Regions from separate parts of the Homo sapiens genome. Here region 1 is linked to region 2. A link is an interaction called in ENCODE POLR2A ChIA-PET data of the cell type or tissue named here. Cell type or tissue: OCI-LY7. All regions are shown on one strand. Each heading gives the region's core, and the rest is flanking DNA. Links, peaks and the distances in the headings are about the cores only.

The links. Peaks named below come from ENCODE experiments on the same cell type or tissue, not always from the same donor. Only the 100,000 strongest peaks of a DNase experiment are listed, where the experiment ranks them.
Region 1: POLR2A ChIA-PET joins it to region 2 with 19 read pairs; 2 of 35 experiments call an interaction of 5 or more read pairs at or near these places.

What each region holds. Positions count from the first base shown.
Region 1 is chr12:27,442,533-27,451,572 of GRCh38, reverse strand. It overlaps SMCO2 (single-pass membrane protein with coiled-coil domains 2), which reads right to left and starts at 4,837. Exons shown (of 9, transcript NM_001395208.2): 1 at 4,748-4,837. It overlaps BMAL2-AS1 (BMAL2 antisense RNA 1), which reads left to right and starts at 4,939. Exons shown (of 4, transcript NR_109975.1): 1 at 4,939-5,076. In OCI-LY7, for the core only: no CTCF peak of the experiment used is centred there; no DNase peak of the experiment used is centred there.
Region 2 is chr12:27,671,357-27,680,396 of GRCh38, reverse strand. It overlaps PPFIBP1 (PPFIB scaffold protein 1), which reads right to left. Exons shown (of 30, transcript NM_003622.4): 14 at 8,851-8,966; 15 at 7,914-7,970; 16 at 6,570-6,630; 17 at 6,176-6,205; 18 at 3,798-3,969; 19 at 3,301-3,333; 20 at 758-908; 21 at 336-464. Among named protein-coding and RNA genes, the nearest start is that of REP15, 21 kb to the left of the region's middle. In OCI-LY7, for the core only: no CTCF peak of the experiment used is centred there; no DNase peak of the experiment used is centred there.

The sequences.
Region 1 (9,040 bases), core at 682-8,681, 230 kb after region 2:
AGAAAATACACGTGTTAGATAAACCTTGTTGTTGGCTGTGAACTGGATGTTAATGCATCAACAGTAAATATTGAGCACAGTGTCTTTAAACAGAAACACATATAAAACGAGGCTACATATTGATCATTTGATAAAAATGTGACTAGAGAGGGGACCAGCAGGGGGGAGGTTGGGGGAAAGAGAAGAGACAGAAATGGATGACCGTTATAACCCCAATGGGGAGTGCTATCCAGCCCAGGGTCCCCCTCTCCCCACAATGTCAGGCTGAGCCTCCAAAAGATAATGTTAGAAAAAAAAATGTGACTAGAGGCTTGAAAGAGCCTAACCCTGTACTTCCCCTGGGAGCAACAGTTTTGCATTTGCTAATTCAGTGTTCACAGAGACTCTACAGAACAGAACTACCAGGTATAATGAGAATTAACTGTAATCTGAAATTTTGGACAGAGAACAAATAGTAAATAATAACTATCTGTAGTAGTAAAATAAATGACAGATATATTTGTATCTTTCTATTATTTACATGAGAAAAGATGAATGAGAGCCTCGGCTTGGCAATTTGTAAAGTTTATCAAAATCTAGAATTCTTTGGAATAAATCAGTGTCTCCTAAAGCTTCTAAAATTTCTCTTTCACTCCTCCCAAGAAATTATTTAGGGCAGCAACTCTTTCCCTGTGAGGATAGCCTCGTTCATGGACATAACTTTGCAGTACTCACTGTATGAAGCCAATCATACAAAAAGACCAAGAAAACACCACCTAAAAAGATTTAGCCCATTTTACCTTAATATAGAATTGTTATTTAATTTTATGAGACAGGCAAATATTCTTGAAAGTCAATTTCTAAATAGCTATAAGAATACTTAGAAAAAATCTAGGAACAGTCCTTCACCAGTGAGCATTCTTTTCAACATCTATTCTCTGTTCCTGGTTTAGATAAAGATTGGCAGCACTGCTCCCTCTGTGAGCACTTTGGGTTGTGATCCTCCTCGTGCTGATTTACCAGTCCTGAAGTATGGCTTCCCAGGAGCCGCTGAGGGTAAAATCAATGTTAACTTACACTCATCTTCAGCACACTGTTTGCACTGAAGGAATGGTCCTAGCCTTACTAGTGTTGGATTTTAACAAACTAGGTGAGAAGAAGCCTCAGCTAGTTGATAAAATTCATTTGTAATGAGGACACAGAGGTCCAGTGGAAACTGGGCATCAGAAGAAACAGGCGAGGTCACATGGTGCTTGTCAGGCAGCCCAGCCTAGTTGGTGGGGGGTGGGGGCAGGGAGGGAGGAGGGCCAGAGAAATAGGGTGCCTGCCTCCTTCCCAAGGTAGGGATTGCAAGGCCTGAATCAAGAAAGGAAGGTCAACAGCCTTGAGGAGAATATGTTTTGGTGACCAGGTGTGACCCTCAGAACAGGACAGGCAGCCAGAGGCTCCACAGACCTCTACCCTGAGAGGAGCAGAGCTGAGCTGGGAAGAACTCTGTGTTCCTGAATGTGGCCCACAGAATCCATTCCGCACAGCATTTGATAAGATTGACTTAAGAGGAGACAATTATGATTGGAGTAGGGGTCATGAGCTAAAACTGGCCGATGAATGGATGGAGGTGAGAACGAATGAAGGGAGGCAGCAAAGGCAGGGCTGCCTGCTCGAGTCTTTCAACAGTCCTACAGGAAGGGCTTAGCTAGAGATTCGGACCCACGTAGCCAGGCATTAAAGCCCAAGAAATGGGCTCAGCCCCTCCTTTTGGTTCTCTAATGGGGGAAAACTGGCCTTGTAAGAGCCTGTCATTGTATTATAGGACAATGGAAATACCCAGCCAGAGAAATAGAAGTCCAATGTACCAAGAGGGGAGTGGGACATAATTGGTGTTATCAGTGCATCACTCAATGGATTTGTATTGGATATTTTAACTTTTCCCCCCTTCAAGGGACCAGATGAGAACTAAATCTGTATAAATCCTTGGGTGTGACCTTTAACTCAATCCAAGGCACAATAGGTTTTCAACCACATTTTCTCTGTGCAGAAAAAGTTTCCAAGAAGGAAATGGAGGAGAAGCCTCATTACTCCCTTCTGTCAGTCTCTTACTGTGATCCCTCCATAAGCAGTTTCCTGTGTTTCTCACAATTAATTTTAATAATTTCATTTTTGCAGAGAATTCTGTATAATTGAGAAAGTATGTCAACTTGTTCCTATAATTTTTTCAGAAGTATGCAGCAGGTGACAGATTTTGTCCCTTACAAAGATAAACATAACGAAAGTATGAAATGTTTGTTCATCCAAATGTTGTTTATGCAAAGATCAGAGCAAGTATTTCGTTTGGGTGTGGCAGTTCAAAGAAACACCTTGATGACCTTTGCGGCTTATCTAATAACGCTAGCATTATGTTTTTTTTGTGATCACGGAAGCGGGTGCAGGGGTGGCATGATTTATAATTCAACAGTCTTGGTTTAGCCAGTCTAGAACACTTAGGAGCATATAATCAGGTCAAGTTTTCAGACCCACACAAAGCCTGCAGGGTGGCTGAGACCTAGGCTGGCCTTAGTCCTCAACTTTTTGAGCCAACATACACTTGAGTCTGCAGTGGATGGACAGTTTCCCACCGCTTGCCTTCTCTTTCTCCTCTTTCAAAGTCCTTCTGTCTTTTACCCCTTTGATTCTGGTTTGACAATTCCATTCTTCTCTCATTATTTGGTCAACTGGTAGACTATGTGTGGGAGCGGGAGATTGAGGGGTTTAGAGAATCATGTGGTTGGAGAATGAGGGTAGAGGATGTTAGAGTGACCTCCGAGTGAATTATCAATAAGACCATAAGACCTTTCTCAATGCAAATGTTAACCTCCAGCTAGTACATATTAAGCTGATTATTCTGCTTAAAGGTCATTTGTTTACTGCCTCACCTTGAACCACATTATAAAAGGTTCCCTTGTTTACTTTTGTTTAGAACTGGAGAGAGGATTTTAAAAATTTAATCCCAAGGGTCCCAGAGCCTGGCTTAAGGAGCTTAAGGGTCTGCTGGCCCCAGTTTAAGTTTTGTTCTTCTGACACAATGCCGAGAAAAGCATTGATTCCAGTTCAATTCTCAGGTTTGTTTATTTGGTTTTGCTTTTATGCAGTTGGGGGAAAATAGAAAGAAAAATGGCATTAAGTTCAAGTGTGGCCACCCTTTCTATTTCAACAAGTAGTATTCTACTAAACTCAGTAAAGACTTGCCGCTTGGGAGAACTAAGGCGGAGGGCACTCTTCTTTATCGTGCAATTCTGACCTGGCAGACATAGCATTCTGGGTTTACATCTATTATGTCACTAATCCTGACAACACCTCTGTAGGGTACTTGATAATATTCTCAATTTAACAATGAGTAACAACTTCTGGGAGGAGGGTGACTTGTTCAAGGTCCTACAGCTAGTAAGTGGTAAATCAAGAACTTAAGTCCAAAATTTTCTAACCGGAAAGCTAATACTTTCTCTACTTGTTTCTAAAAACATGTATTTAATTGATAACTATTTTTGAGCATCTGCTATGTGTCAGGTACTGTGCTGGAGTGGAGAATGCAAGCATGCGTAAAGATACAGTTCCTGTCCCTGCGGAGCTTGCAGGCCACTTGGCTCTGGTCAGGTGCAATGTGTTAAGTGCTAGGGAAGGTTGCGGTGGCAGCACATAGGAGAGGCACTCGGCTGAGTTTCTGGGGCTCAGACGCGTAAGTCCAGAGAAAGTACATCTACAGAAGCCCGAAAACAGTTTCTCAAATTTTACTGTAAATGTGAATCATTCTAGGATCTTGTTAAAATGTAGGTTCTGATTCAGGAGGTCTGGAGTGAGGCCTAAAGTTCTGCTTTTTTTTTTTTTTTTTGAGACAGAGTCTTGCTCTGTCTCCCAGCCTGCGATCACCACTCACTGCAGCCTTGACCTCCTCCCACCTTAGCCTCCCGAGTAGTTGGGACTACAGATGCGGATCACCATGCCCAGCTAAGTTTTTGTATTTTTTATAGAGACAAGGTTTTGCTGTGTTGCCAGGCTGGTCTCAGGCTCCTGGGCTGAAGCGATCCTCCCACCTTGGCCTCCCAAGGTGCTGGGATTACAGGTGTGAGCCACCGCACCTGGCCGATTCTGCCTTTCTAACAAGCTCCCGAAGAGGCTGTTGCAGCTGGTCCATGGATCACCCTGTTAGTAGTAAGGCTCTGAAGAGCAAGAAAGGGTTAGCCAGGTAGAGAGGTGTGTCGGTGGTGACAGCTTCCCCAGTAAAGATGCAGAATGGGCAAAGCCTTATGGAGAAAAGGATCAAGATCATCTTCAGGGAACTGTGGTTTCCCCAGTAATCCTGGACTGTGGGGCATGAGGTGGTGAGGTAGCTCAAGAAGGGGCTGGAGGTGAAAGTGAAGTAAATGGAAACCCATCATACAGGGCCCCATAAGCCTTGTTAAGGGGCTGTGTCTATTACTGAGGGCAGTGAGATGCCATTCACTGTTTTAAGCTGATGAGTTCCTTTATCGGATCTGTGCTTTCCAAAAAGCACACTGACTACAGTGTGGAAACTGCATTAGAACAGTGTTTTCAATGCTGTCTCCATGTCAGAATCACGTGGGGAACTTTATAAAATGCCAATGCTCAGCCACCGTCCCTAACCCCGACCCCAGACAATTCAAGAGGATCTCTAAGGCAGAAGTTCTTAAAGCATGGTCCCTGGACCAGCATCAGCAAAAGCATCAGGGAACTTGTTAGAAATGCAAATTCCCAGGCCCCCTCCCAGACTTACTGAATCAGGAACTCCGGGAGTGGGCCCAGCAGCCTGAGGTTTAAGAAGCTCCCCAAGGGCCTCAGGTACAGCTAATGTTTGAGAACCACTGGATTAGAGGGAGAAAAGTGGGGAGAGAGAGAGGATACTTGACCAATCAGAAGCAGAGAGATGATGATGTCACAGAACCCACATTGGCTCTTATTAAACTCGAGGATCAACATCATCTTGATAGAGTCCCATAGTGTCTCAAAGTGGGGAGGTTAGGATGCTGGTTAGTCATGGAGTATTTTCAGAGTGGAAGTTGATCAGTGACGTTTTGTCAGGGATTGATCCAATTTATAAACTAGGTAAGTTTCTGTGTTATTGACTGAATTGTTTTTCCCTCCAAATTCATATGTTGAAGACCTACGCCCCAATGTGATGGTATTTGGAGATCAGGCCTTTGGGAGATAATTAAGGTTAGATGAGGTTATGAGGGTGGGGCCCTCATAAATGAGATTAGTGCCCTTATAAGAAGAGGCACCAGAGAGCTTTCTCTCTCCCTCCTCCATCTCTCTCTCCCCTTCCCCTCCTGCTCCCTCTGTTCCCAATCCCTGCTTCCCAACTCCCACCATGTGAGGACACATTAAGAAGGCCACCATTGGCCAGGTGCAGTGGCTCATGCCTGTAATCCTAGCACTTTGGGAGGCTGAGGTGGGTGGATTACGAGGTCAGGAGTTCAAGACCAGCCTGGCCAACATGGTGAAACCCCATCTCTACTAAAAATACAAAAAGTAGCTGGGCGTGTTGGTGGGTGCCTATAATCCCAGCTACTTGGGAGGCTGAGGCAGGAGAATCATTTGAACCTGTGAGGCAGAGGTTACAGTGAGCTGAGATCACGCCATTGCACTCCAGACTGGGCGACAGAGCAAGACTCTGTCTTAAAAAAAAAAGAGAGAGAGAGAAAGAAAAAGAAAAAGAAAAAAAGAAGGCCACCTTCTACAAGCCAGAAAGAGAGCCCTCACCAGAAACAGACCATGCTAGCACTTGATCTTGGACTTCTATTCTCCAGAACTGTGAGAAAATAAATTTCTGTTGTTTAAGCCACCCACTCTGTGGTATTTCGTGATGGCAGCCTGAGCTAAGACACTTGTGGAAAGGTAAGTGGTCTTGCTGGGACACATGGGTCCCTGTGGAGTTAACTGTTAAAATGGTTTGTCTGTGGTCTTATCTTGGGACATGTGGGTCTGAGTGAATTGCAGCTGTAACAAATTGAGCTTATATAGTTTACGTTGCAAGTTTTCAGTTTTGAAATTGTGGCTTTTGTTTCATATTTTAGAATCCTAAACTAAGGCTGTGATATGAATTATTGAAATTCAAAACTCTTAATAGGGTTGTCAGATAAAATATAGAACACCCAGTTAAATTTGAATTTCAAGTAAACAGTAAAAACATGTTTAATATAATTATATGCCAAATAGTGCATGGAATATACTTATTCTAAAAAAAATTCATGGTTTATCTGAAATTCAAATTAAACTGGGTTCCTGTATTTTTAAAAATTTTATTGAGGTACACTATACATGTATAATTTACCATATTTACCATTTTTAAATGCAGTTCAGTAGCAATAAATACATTGATATTCTTTGTTTTGCCTTTATTCCCCTCCCCTTCGCTGCCTCTGGTAACCACCAATCTACTGTCTATCTTCACGAGATTCACTTTTTTTAGCTCCCACATATGAGTGAGAACATACGATATTTGTCTCTCTGTGCTTGGCTTATTTCACACAGCATAATGGCCTCCATTTCTATCCATGTTGCTGCAAAGGGCAGGATTTCATTCTTTTTTTATAGCTTAATAATACTCCACTGTGTATATATATATCACATTTTCTTTATCCATTCATCCATTGATGGGCACTTAGATTCATTTCATATTTTGGCTATTGTGAATAGTGCTGCAATAAACACGGGCGTGCAGCTATCTCTTTGATATATTGATTTCCTTTCTTTCACATATATACCCAGGAGTGGCATTGCTGGATCATATGGTAGTTCTATCTTTAGTGTGTTGAGCAGCCTCCATACTATTCTTCATAGTGGTGGTACTAACTTATACTCCCAGCAATAGTGGATGAGGGTTCCCCTTTCTCCACGTCCTTGTAGGCCTCTGTTACTGCCTGTCCTTTTGATACAAGCTATTTTAACTGAGGTGACAGATACGATCACATTGTGTTTTTTATTTGCATTTCTCTGATGATTTAGTGATGTTTACAAATATTTTCTCTCATTTTGTGGGTTGTCTATTCACTTTGTTAGTTGTTTCCTTTGCTGTGCAGGAGCTCTTTAGCTGGATGTAATCCCAATTGTCTATTTTTGCTTTGATGGCCTATACTTTTGAGGTCTTACACAAGAAATCTTTGCCCAGACCAATGCCCTTGAGTATTTGCCCTGTGTTTTCTTCTAGTAGTTTCACAGTTTCAGGTCTTAGATTCAAGTCAATAATCCATTTTGATTTGATTTTTGTATATGTTGAGAGATAAGGGTCTAGTTTCATTCTTCTGCATATAGTTATCCAGTTTCCCCAGCACCATTTATTGGAAAGACTGTCCTTTCCCTATTGTATGTTCTTGATGCCTTCGTCAAAGATGAGTTGGTTGTAAATGCGTGGATTTATATCTGGGTTCTCTATTCTGTTCCATTGGTCTATGTGTGTCTGTTTTTATGCCAATATGCTGGCATACTGGCATAAAATCATGCTGCTTTGGTTACTATAGCTTTGTGGTAAATTTTGAAGTTAGGTAGCGTGATGCCTCCAGCTTTATTCTTTTTGTTCAGGATTGCTTTGGCTATTTGAAGTATTTCATGGTTCCATATAAATTTTAGGATTGTTTTCTCTCTTTCTGTGAAGAATGTCACTGGTATTTTGATAGGGATTGCATTGAATCTGTAAATTAATTTGGGTAGTATTGTAATTTTAACAATATTAATTATTTCAATCCATGAGCATGGAGTATCTTTCAATTTTATTGTGTCCTGTTCAATGTCTTTCATCAGAATTTTATTGTTTTCCTTGTATAGATCTTTCACTTCTTTGGTTAGATTGATTCCTAGGTGTCTTGATTTTTTACAAATTGTTCACTGGTGGCATATATAAATACTATTGATTTTTGTATGTTGATTTTGTGTCCTGCACCTTTATTGAATTTATCAGTTCTAACAGTTTTGTGGTGGAGTCTTTAGGTTTCTCTAGGTATAAGATTTGTCATGTGCAAACAAGGCTCATTTGACTTCTTCCTTTCCAGTTTAGATGCCTTTTGTTTCTTTCTTTTGCCAAATTACTCTGGCCAGGACTTTCCAATATTACGTTGAATAACAGTGTTGAAAGTGGACATCCTTGTGTGGTTCCAGTCTTTAGAGGAAAGGCCTTCCATTTTTCCCTATTCACTATGATGTTAGCCATGGGTTTGTCATAGATGGGCTTTATTATTTTGAGGTATGTTCCTTCTATACCCATTTTTGAGGAGCCTTTTTATCATAAGGGGATGTTGAATTTTATAAAAATGTTTTTTGGCATCTATTGAAATAATCATATGGTTTTTATTCTTAATTCCATTAATGTGATATATCACAGGTATTGATTTGCATATGTTGAAACATCCTTGCATCCCTGGGATGAATCCCACTTGATCATGGTGAATGATCTTTTTAATGTATTGCTGAATTCAGTTTGCTAGTATTTTGTTGAGGATTTTTGCATCTATGTCCATCAGAAATATGACCTGTAGTTTTCTTCTTTTGTGGTATTTTCTTCTCTGGTGTTGGTATCAGAGTAATGCTGGCCTCATGGAATGAATTTGGAAGAATGTCCTCTTCAATTTTCTAGAATAATTTGAGTAGGGTTGGTATTGGTATTAGTTCTTTAAATGTTTGATAGAGGCCAGGCACTGTGGCTCATGCCTGTAATCCCAGCATTTTGGGAGGCCAGGGTGGGAGGATCACTTAAGCTCAAGAGTTCAAGATCATCCTGGGCAACATAGTGAGACCTTGTCTCTACAAAAAAATCCAAAAATTGGCTGGGTGTTGTGGCGCATGCCTGTAGTTGCAGCTATTCAGGTAGCCAAGGCAGAAAGATCACTTGAGCCCAGGAGGCTGAGGCTGCAGTGAACCATCCACTGTACTGACAAAGTGAGACCTGACAAAGTGACTGGCTGACAAAGTGAGACCCTATCTCAAAAAATAAATAAATCAATGGTTGGTAGAATTCAGCAGTGAAGTCATCAACTCCTAGGCTTTTCTTTGATAAGAGACATTTTATTATGGCTTG
Region 2 (9,040 bases), core at 692-8,691:
ATACTCTTAACCACTATGCTATCCCATCTTTCCAAAGTTATGCTTTAGAGTACTTGTAATTACCATCTACGTAAAATTTAAGTCTGAGAGCCATTCTAACACAGATGCTGCTGACACTTTAGCTCTGGCCTCTCCCCTAGTTCGCACAGCCCTCACCTTCTGTTTGTTCATCAACCATTGACAAATTGCACGGCTCTAAAGATGATGGCCCCTTTCATTAGGCACAGCATTAAGCAATGACTTTGTTTAACCCAATGACAGTACTAATACTGCAGGACTCATGAGGCTATGATGCTTGGTAGAGATGCAAAAGTCTATCAGTTGGCTCTTCTTACCTGTTAGACTGTCCCAAGTCTCGAGACCAACCTAATCGGGGCCCCGCGGTTGCCCTTGTCCCTCCTCTTTTGAATTCAGGCTCAGACATGTCATCTGGGTTGAATGTAGTTGATTGACTTCTCCTAAGTCTAAAGAAGACAACACACATGGCCAGTATTAGACCTGAGGAGGCCTTAGACTTGTTAATCAGAACATTTTTAACTAGTGCACCTACTGGAACTAATCCTCTTTGTGTTGTTAACATAGACATTTAAATTTAAACTTTAACTAAGACCCAATGAGTTAATAAATCCCACATCACAATCCAAACTTCCTTCCATAAGAGGAATACAAAGGCCTTACAAAGTCCATACCCATGTCCAGCCACTTTTAAGCAACATGTAAGACAGGGCCCATTCCACTTGTTTACTGCTTTACTTACTTTCCAAAGAGTTTCATGATACCTCTGGATTTCTTTTTGGAATCTGGAGATGGAGGCGGTATCTGGAAGGGACTGTTCCTCTGTGAATCTTTTGGCCGAGAAGAAGCACCAGCCAGATCTAGGTGCTCTGCTGTCTCTTTTTCTGTTTCAGCTACTCCAAGAGCAGAATGCAGACAATGAATTTTAAAATATGGAATAAACATGATGTTAATCTTCTTGGTTCTAGAACTGTTAAGAATTCTTCTGTTGGTCTATAATCAGTGACTTACAAAGAGCACCTTGTAAATATTAGAAATGGAACACACATATACGTTCTGCTCCATAGTTTACTGTGTGTAAACTTAATAAAATTACAAGCCCTTTGGAGATTAAAAGAATGTGATAGGATTGCCACATTCTTTCCTTGAGTGATTTCAATTCATAATGGAATTATTCCCAATCTTTCCATAGCACGTGGTACTGTTGATTACCTGCTACATCCTTCAAAATCATCTCCTTTTGCTTCTTGACATGACCACTCTCCTACATCTGTCATCTGATAGTGTCTTTGCTGTAGCACCCCTGCTTTTTTTTCTTCCCCCATGCCACTTTAAGATTATATTCTAAATGCCCTCTAGAGGATCAGAATCTCTGGGCCTAATCTCTCTCTCTAGGCTCTGTATCTAAATGCCTGTGATATTCCCAATTCAGTGTGTCGGGACATCTGGGACTTCACAAACTCATCCAATTTCCCCGAGAGTCTTTTTCTCTCTTAAATGTTTTTTTTTTTTTTTTTTTTTTTTTGAGACAGAGTCTCACTCTGTTTCCCAGGCTGGAGTGCAGTGACATGATCTCGGCTTACTGCAACCTCCGCCTACTGGGTTCAAGCAATTCTCTGCCTCAGTGTCCCAGGTAGCTGGGATTACAGGCACCCGCCACCACACCTGGCTAATTTTTGTATTTTTAGTAGAGACAGGGTTTCACCATCTTGGCCAGGCTGGTCTTGAACTCCTGACCTCGTGATCCACCCACCTCGGCCTCCCAAAGTGCTGAGATTACAGGCGTGAGCCACCACGCCTGGCCTCGTCTCTTAAATGTTCTTATTTGATATTTGGTTAATATTAATTAATACTGTCCCTGTTACTCTAGCTCAGACTCTATGTCATTTTCCTTTTACTCCTTCTCCTTTGGCATTTACATCAAATCAGTTACCCAGTTCAAGCAATTCTTTATTTTTGAAATGTATTCCAATCTATTAAATCCTAGGCACTGAGAGAAGAATGAACTGGATATGCCTAATTTTTCTTTTGACATAAAGTAAGTGCCTGTTGATTTTACCTTAAAAGAATCACATCCACAGTTGCCACTCTCAGATCTCCAAGCATTAACTATTTCAGTTCTTTTAGCTGTCCCTTAGTGGACAATCCCATACTAGCAAACACAAGGGCTACTGTTGTCTTCAGTGTGAGATTTTATACTTTATAAAAGAAAGTAAAAGTTGTACTAAAATCACAAGAACAGTGTTTCAGCAAGATCTATGAGTTGCAGAAAGTTGATTTTTCTACAAAGCAGAGCTGTGATTATAGGTTATAATAAGCAGCATTTACCTCTTAGCATTAACAAAACAGTTCTTCTAAGAAAGATGCAAAAAAAAACTATTTGAAAATAGTTGTCTGAACAGATCAGTTTATTTTATGCATCCAGTGTTCATTCTAGACATTTATATCGATAGAGAGAGAAGTCCCGTTTGCTGGTCCATGTGAATAGATAGGTGGATATCTATACAAGGTAACAGCACCTTTTGGAAAAACCCAAAGGAACTTTCCCAATTCAAATCCTTCAACCACGATGGCTACAGGTGCCCCTGAAAATGCTGCCTAGCTTATCCTCATCTTAAAACTACCATATTTCTCTTTTTTATTTTGAGAACTTTTTTCCCCATTTGTCCCCTGCCTTACAAAGAGGAAAACTGAGCTGCCCCTCTTCTAAAATCACTTTGGGGGGTAACGCCTCAGATATCAAGTAAAGTTGCTTCTGTCATCACTAAATATTATCTCCATCTTCAAAGTAATAAAACGTCAGAAGAATGTTCCCCTAAGAGAAGTAAGCCTAAAACTATAATATTCAATGTCTTCTATAAACCTCCCTATATGGCCAAAAAAATTTCTTTTTGGAGGCTGGGGGAAATGTAAGCATGGAGAACGGACTGCAAGGACCTGGGAGTTAGTGTGTGGTAATATGCACTTCAAGGCTGAAAGAGCTGCAATGTACAATGCCAGGACATTCCTGCCCTGCACTCTGAGGGATGCTGCACACGTCTAGGTCCTCTCAAAGCTATTCACACAGTGAGTGTTACTAGTATTGGTTAAAACAGCATTTAGGCTTGGAAGCAAAGCCTCTACAGAGTCCTTTTTAGCAGAAGGTGGAAAGAACACTCCGGAATAGAGAACTACATTTTCTGATTGCTGTCAGATCGCTTTCTAGAGATCACAGATGCCAAGAGCAGGGATTAGATTGGTTTGGAGCACAGTGCTGGTGAAGGCTGGCATGCAGGGGTACAATACCTAGGGTGGGTGCACTGGCACTTCGTTTACGATCTTCAGATATCCCAACAACGCACACAATCACACGCAGCCCAATGGAGAGAACACAGAGATGACAAAATGAAATGCAGATCAGACTCCTCCTCGCCAAATACACACCGTGGAGGAGAGGCATGCGGCACACAGTGCTTCTGATGTTACACACAGGCTCAACGTCAATGTTAATTTATCCACTATCACAACAGATGGGAAACTCCATGATGAAGTCAAAGGGAATCATGATTTTAGGTCTTTCCGCTAAGTTTATACCACAGGAGAGAGCAGGGTGAGAGTCTATATATCTTCACAACACTAAATTAAATCCACGGAGGCATTTTTTGCTAAATTCCCCTAAGTCATTCACCTTCGTTTCTGAGAAAGAGAAATGAATCAATGAATGAAAGAGTAAGGGAAGGGAAGACACTGCTCTTTTCCTCCTTGTGGAAGAATTAGGGCAAAGGCATTTTGGTCATACGTACCTAAGTTTGGTGCACTTGCTGTTCTCTTGTTACTTTTGATTTTAAAAAAGCCCCGGCCAAAGGAAGATCTGACTTTTCGAGTGCCGAAGGGGTTGTCATCCATGGAGGTGTCCTGCCCTGGGGGCCTGGGAGGAAGGGTCCCAAATGGCCTGCTTTCTGCCGGAGCTCTGTCCTGAGAGGCAAATAAGAATAGTGAAACAGCTCTCAGGTGCAGCATCCTCAGCACATGCCAGGCTAACAGCAAATACTCACTCACGCCACATCCATGAGTTTATTCAAAAGAATAACTGAACTAATACATTGATCACCAATGTCAAATGCCTTATCAGAAGTTGAAAAAAAATCAATTCTGAAAGCTACTTAAGAAACAACAACAAAAGCAACAAGGAAAACATGTTCATCACTAATCTAGAATCGATATGTCTAGGGCTTTAAATATTTAGGATACAAAAATTCTTAAATTTTGTTTGCCTCATTCCTCAAAAGACATGGAGACATTACATAACCAGAATAATAGCAGCAGATTTCTGACTTTTCTAACAATTATGTCACGGATTTAGCTATAATACAGTTCATATTCTTATATTATAACTTTGTCAATAGAAGCCTAATATAATATTAATTATTCTACAAAGCAGGCATTAGTTCAAACTTCTATACCAGCAGTATAAGGAGATTCTATTCCAGTTATTTTAAATATTCTCCTCAAAGAATAAGAAAATGAAGGCACAGTGAGCAACTTTATTTTGAGCTTTTTGGTTCTTTGAATGGGCAATTAGAGCCAGCTGTAACACAGTATATTATTTTAGTATTTATACAAAGATGCTTTGCCTAGATCAATGTCATGAAGTGTTTCCCCTATGTTTTCATCTAGCAGTTTTATAGTTTCTGGTCTTATATGTAAGTTCTTAATCCATCTTGAGTTGATTTTTGTTGATTTGGTGACAGGTGAAGTCCAATTTCATTCTTCTACATATGGATATCTAATTTTCCCAGCACCATTTATTGAAGTGGGTGTCCTTTATACAAAGATACTTTTGTCTTCTTGTTTTCATTTCTCTATTCTTTCCCTCTGCTTCTTTTTTTTGCAGAAGTAGAAATAATTCTTGCCCTCTGCTTCTTTTTTTACAGAAGCAGAGAAAAGGGTGAGGGGATATAGGTATTTTAGGTGGTTATTTTACTCTATATATCTACAGCTCATAGAAACCAAAAGTTTACAGATGGCACAATTTAGTGATATTATCATCCATGGCTCAACAATGACGTCAAAATCATTTAACCATTTATTGAACTGAAAAGACAACAAGGATTTTAATTATAGCTGTCACCACTGGCTGCTTTGTCAATTCTATCCACATATGACTCAGGCACTAAGAGCCAACAGTCAAGAGACTGGATCTGGAGGTAGCCTATCAGGCTGTAATCTTCACAAGGTTAATGACAGAAAATCAGAGGACAGAACAGGCACAGTGGCTCATGCCTGTAATCCCAGTACTTTGAAAGGCAGAGGTGGGAGGATTACTTGAGCTCAGGAGTTCAAGATCAGCCTAGGCAACATGACAAGATCTCATCTGTACTTAAAAAATAAAAAATAAAAAAAAAAACAAACGAAAAAAAAAAACAGCCGAGTATGGTGGTGCACGCCTGTAATCCCAGCTACTTGAAAGGCTGAAGTGGGAAAATCACCTGAGCCCAGGAAATCGAGGCTACAGTGAGTTATAATTGCACCACTGCACTCCAGCCTGGACGACAAAGTGATACCATTTCAAAAAAAAAAAAAAAAAAAAATCAGGGGAAAGAAGAATTGAGCACATGTTGACGACATCTTTAAACATACCAAAATGTTTGCTTTAGATGGGCACCGGGTGTATAATCTAATGGTAATCTAAGAAGGGCTTTTGGGGAGGTCTAAGGAAGCTCAGTTATGGTCATTAGGAACATTAAGTAGCATGACTGAGAGACTATGGTTTTGTTTTTTAATAACTTACTGAAGTGAAATTCATAACAAAATTAACAATTTTAAAGTGCACAATTCAGTGGCATTTAGTATGTTACGATGTTGTGCAACCACCACCTCTACCTGCTTCCAAAACATTTCCATCATTCGAAAGCAAAACCCCTTACCCTTAAACAGCTTCTCCCCATTTTTCCCACCTCTTACCACTGGTAACCACCGATCTGCATTCTATTTCTATAGATTTATCTGTTCTGGATGTTTCACATAAACGGAATCATATAATATGTGAACTTTGTGTCTGGCTTCATTTAGCATAATGTTCTAGAGGTTCTGAAAGTTTTTATCTACTGGAGACATTTAAGCAATTTACATGTAATGGAAGTAGAAATATTTTTGCATTGTAATTTGGACAAAAAGTTACCTCTGAAGTCTTCTGAATAGTTTCCTTTTCCTGTTCAAAGCAATAACAATATTTAAGGTTGTTAGGGAAATCCTTTGTATAATTCTGAATTTGTCACATACAACTCCATAAGTTAAAATAATTTTATATCTACTTCTAAGCTACAAAATCTTAGTATTGTTTATTTTCCAAAATGTTTTATTAAAGTCTCCATTTTTGGTTTTACATACTATTTTCAATCCTTCATATTCATACTTCTTAATATTTACTGTTAAACCTAACATCTAATAATTTTCCACTAAAAACCACAAGCTCTTCATAAGAGTTTTATTTGCAAAAAGGGAAAAGATGAAGATCCCTAAATAGTTTTTTCTCAGGATAACAGACAAAAAAAAACAAAAAACACAGAACCCACCCCATCAGATGTCTCTTTCTTCAGATTGCCCAGGCTGCTGGACTTCTGCAGACTTGAAGTTCTAAAAATAACAGTAATAACAATTAATAATAAGTGGCTCCAGTGCCACTGTTTCTAAGTAAAACATCTTGGAAAGAAACTAAAATTGCGTGTGGGTTGAATCCTGGCAATAAAAGAAAATCTGGAATCAGGCAGTCACTTATGTGCTTCACTAAATGACAACATTTAGTTCTTTTAAAAGCAGGGGTGATTAACTGTCCTGCCAATAATTCTAACTGTTCTGCACATGTTAGAAGAGCTGGAAAAGCACTTAGGACTAGCCTTGTGATGTCAATATTCGAAAATAAAGCAGTGTTTTCCATGGACTAGTGCTGCATCCTCTGCATGTACTAGGAACTTTAAAAATACTCACGTACTATTTATATCTAATCCTTCTAATTAAAATAAAGAATGGAAGTTTCACTTTTCAATTCACAAGGGAATCACATTTCTGAGTCTGGCAAAGCAATTCATTTTATAGTTCTAATTAAAGCATAGTAGAGGAATCCCTAATGCTGCCCATAATAATTCATTTGCTATCCTAGTGAAGGCAAAGAGACACTATAAACATCCAGAGACTTTCTCTTTCACATAATTAATATTCAATTATATAGAGCTGGTGTTACTAAAAACTTGAAGGTAGAGATATGTGACCAGTTTAGAGAGAGTGACAGAGAAGTAATGTATTTGCCTCTACGAAACAGAATAATATAAATATGCACATTTACAAACTTTCAAAAGGCATTTCTTCTGTATTTAGGTGTATTGCCAGAAGTATCAACTACCAAATAAAGTAAAAGATAATAGTGAGAAAGAAAAGATCTCATTTTTGAGTACTGCTCTGAAAATAGACTTTCCTAATTTAATCCAGACTTTAACTTGGATAAACACAGATATTAGGTCAGTTCATAAAACTGAAAGTGCAAAAAAACCCATCTCAGCTTTCCAAGCATCACATCATTCCCTGTGATGCCTTCCCACTGGACTCAAAATATGTCAGTGCAAAAATGAATTAAAAGCATTGAACTTCAAATGAAAACTGATGAAGCAAGGCTAGAGACCTGCAAAACCCCGGCATGAGATCTGCAAAACCCTGGCATGAGATAATAGCAAATCAGAAATTATTTCTTTGTAAACTTACAGCTCCCCACCTTCACCCCCACCCAATTATTATAGCTACATTGATTTATTCAGTAATTTAACAGCCTCGGTCATTTGCTGTTAATATTAGTAATTGTTAGTATAACAGAACTCTCTTTCTCTAGCCTCAATCACATTTTTCACATTCAATAAAATGTAACTTACAAAAGTTTATCACACAGTTGGGTATCAACAGTGGCACCAAGGATTATGTTTCCATCACTAAAATGTAAAGAACAAAAGGTATTTATTAACTTCACGAATAAAAGACCATATATGTTCTAAGTGAACAGATAAGTCAAAAACAAAAAATTATGCAAAGGAAGCTATTTCTATTTTTTTAAATGTCCTATTTTATTTGGCCTAAAATAAGACTAGACAATCTGGGAATATGTTGGCAAAACATTCTATTTTCTTAGAGACAAACTACTGTATCCTTTTCCTGTCCCCTTCAGACCCATCCTTCAAACACACTTACAGCCCGTGACTGTGACTATTTAGTTTACAATCCTTTGACAGTTACCTATGACCTCGGATATAAAAATCCAAGTTCCCTAAACTTTTTTTTTTTTCTTTTTGAGACAGAGTCTCGCTCTGTCACCCAGGCTGGAGTAGAGTGATGTGATCTCGGCTCACTTCAGCCTCCGCTTCCTGGGCTTATGTGATTCCTGTGCCTCAGCCTCTGAGTAGCTGGGATTACAGGCGTGTGCCACCATACTCAGCTAATTTTTGTATTTTCAGTAAAGACGGGATTTCGCCATGTTGGCCAGGCTGGTCTCAAACTCCTGGCCTCAAGTGATCTGCCCACCTTGGCCTTCCAAAGTGCTGAGATTACAGGCGTGAGCCACCACACTTGGCCAAGTTCCTTAAAATCTCTTTCTAACCTGACAACCCTACCTCCCCAGCCTGATCTCTTATTATTTCCTGCTTCACACCTTTTATTTCCATAATACAGAACTGATTACAGATCCCCCAGTGGACATCTTGCAGTTTCTTGCTTCTCTAGGTAAAAATTGTGTCTGTAAATAAATGCAATACATCCTTGTCTTTGGCTGATCTACTTTTTTGAACATTTATATTGCACTGTTAATAAATGACATACTTTTCTTCAAATGAAGTCTCTGGCTTAGGAGTCAACTTTGATTTTTCAGAAGTTTCCATGCTTACAGTTGCTGGCAATAATGAAGGGATGGAAACTTGCAAGATGGTAGTATGGAACTGTAATGTAATTACAAAAAATCAATCAATCAATCAAAACAAAACACAAGCCACAGAGTAATTTAAATAAACAT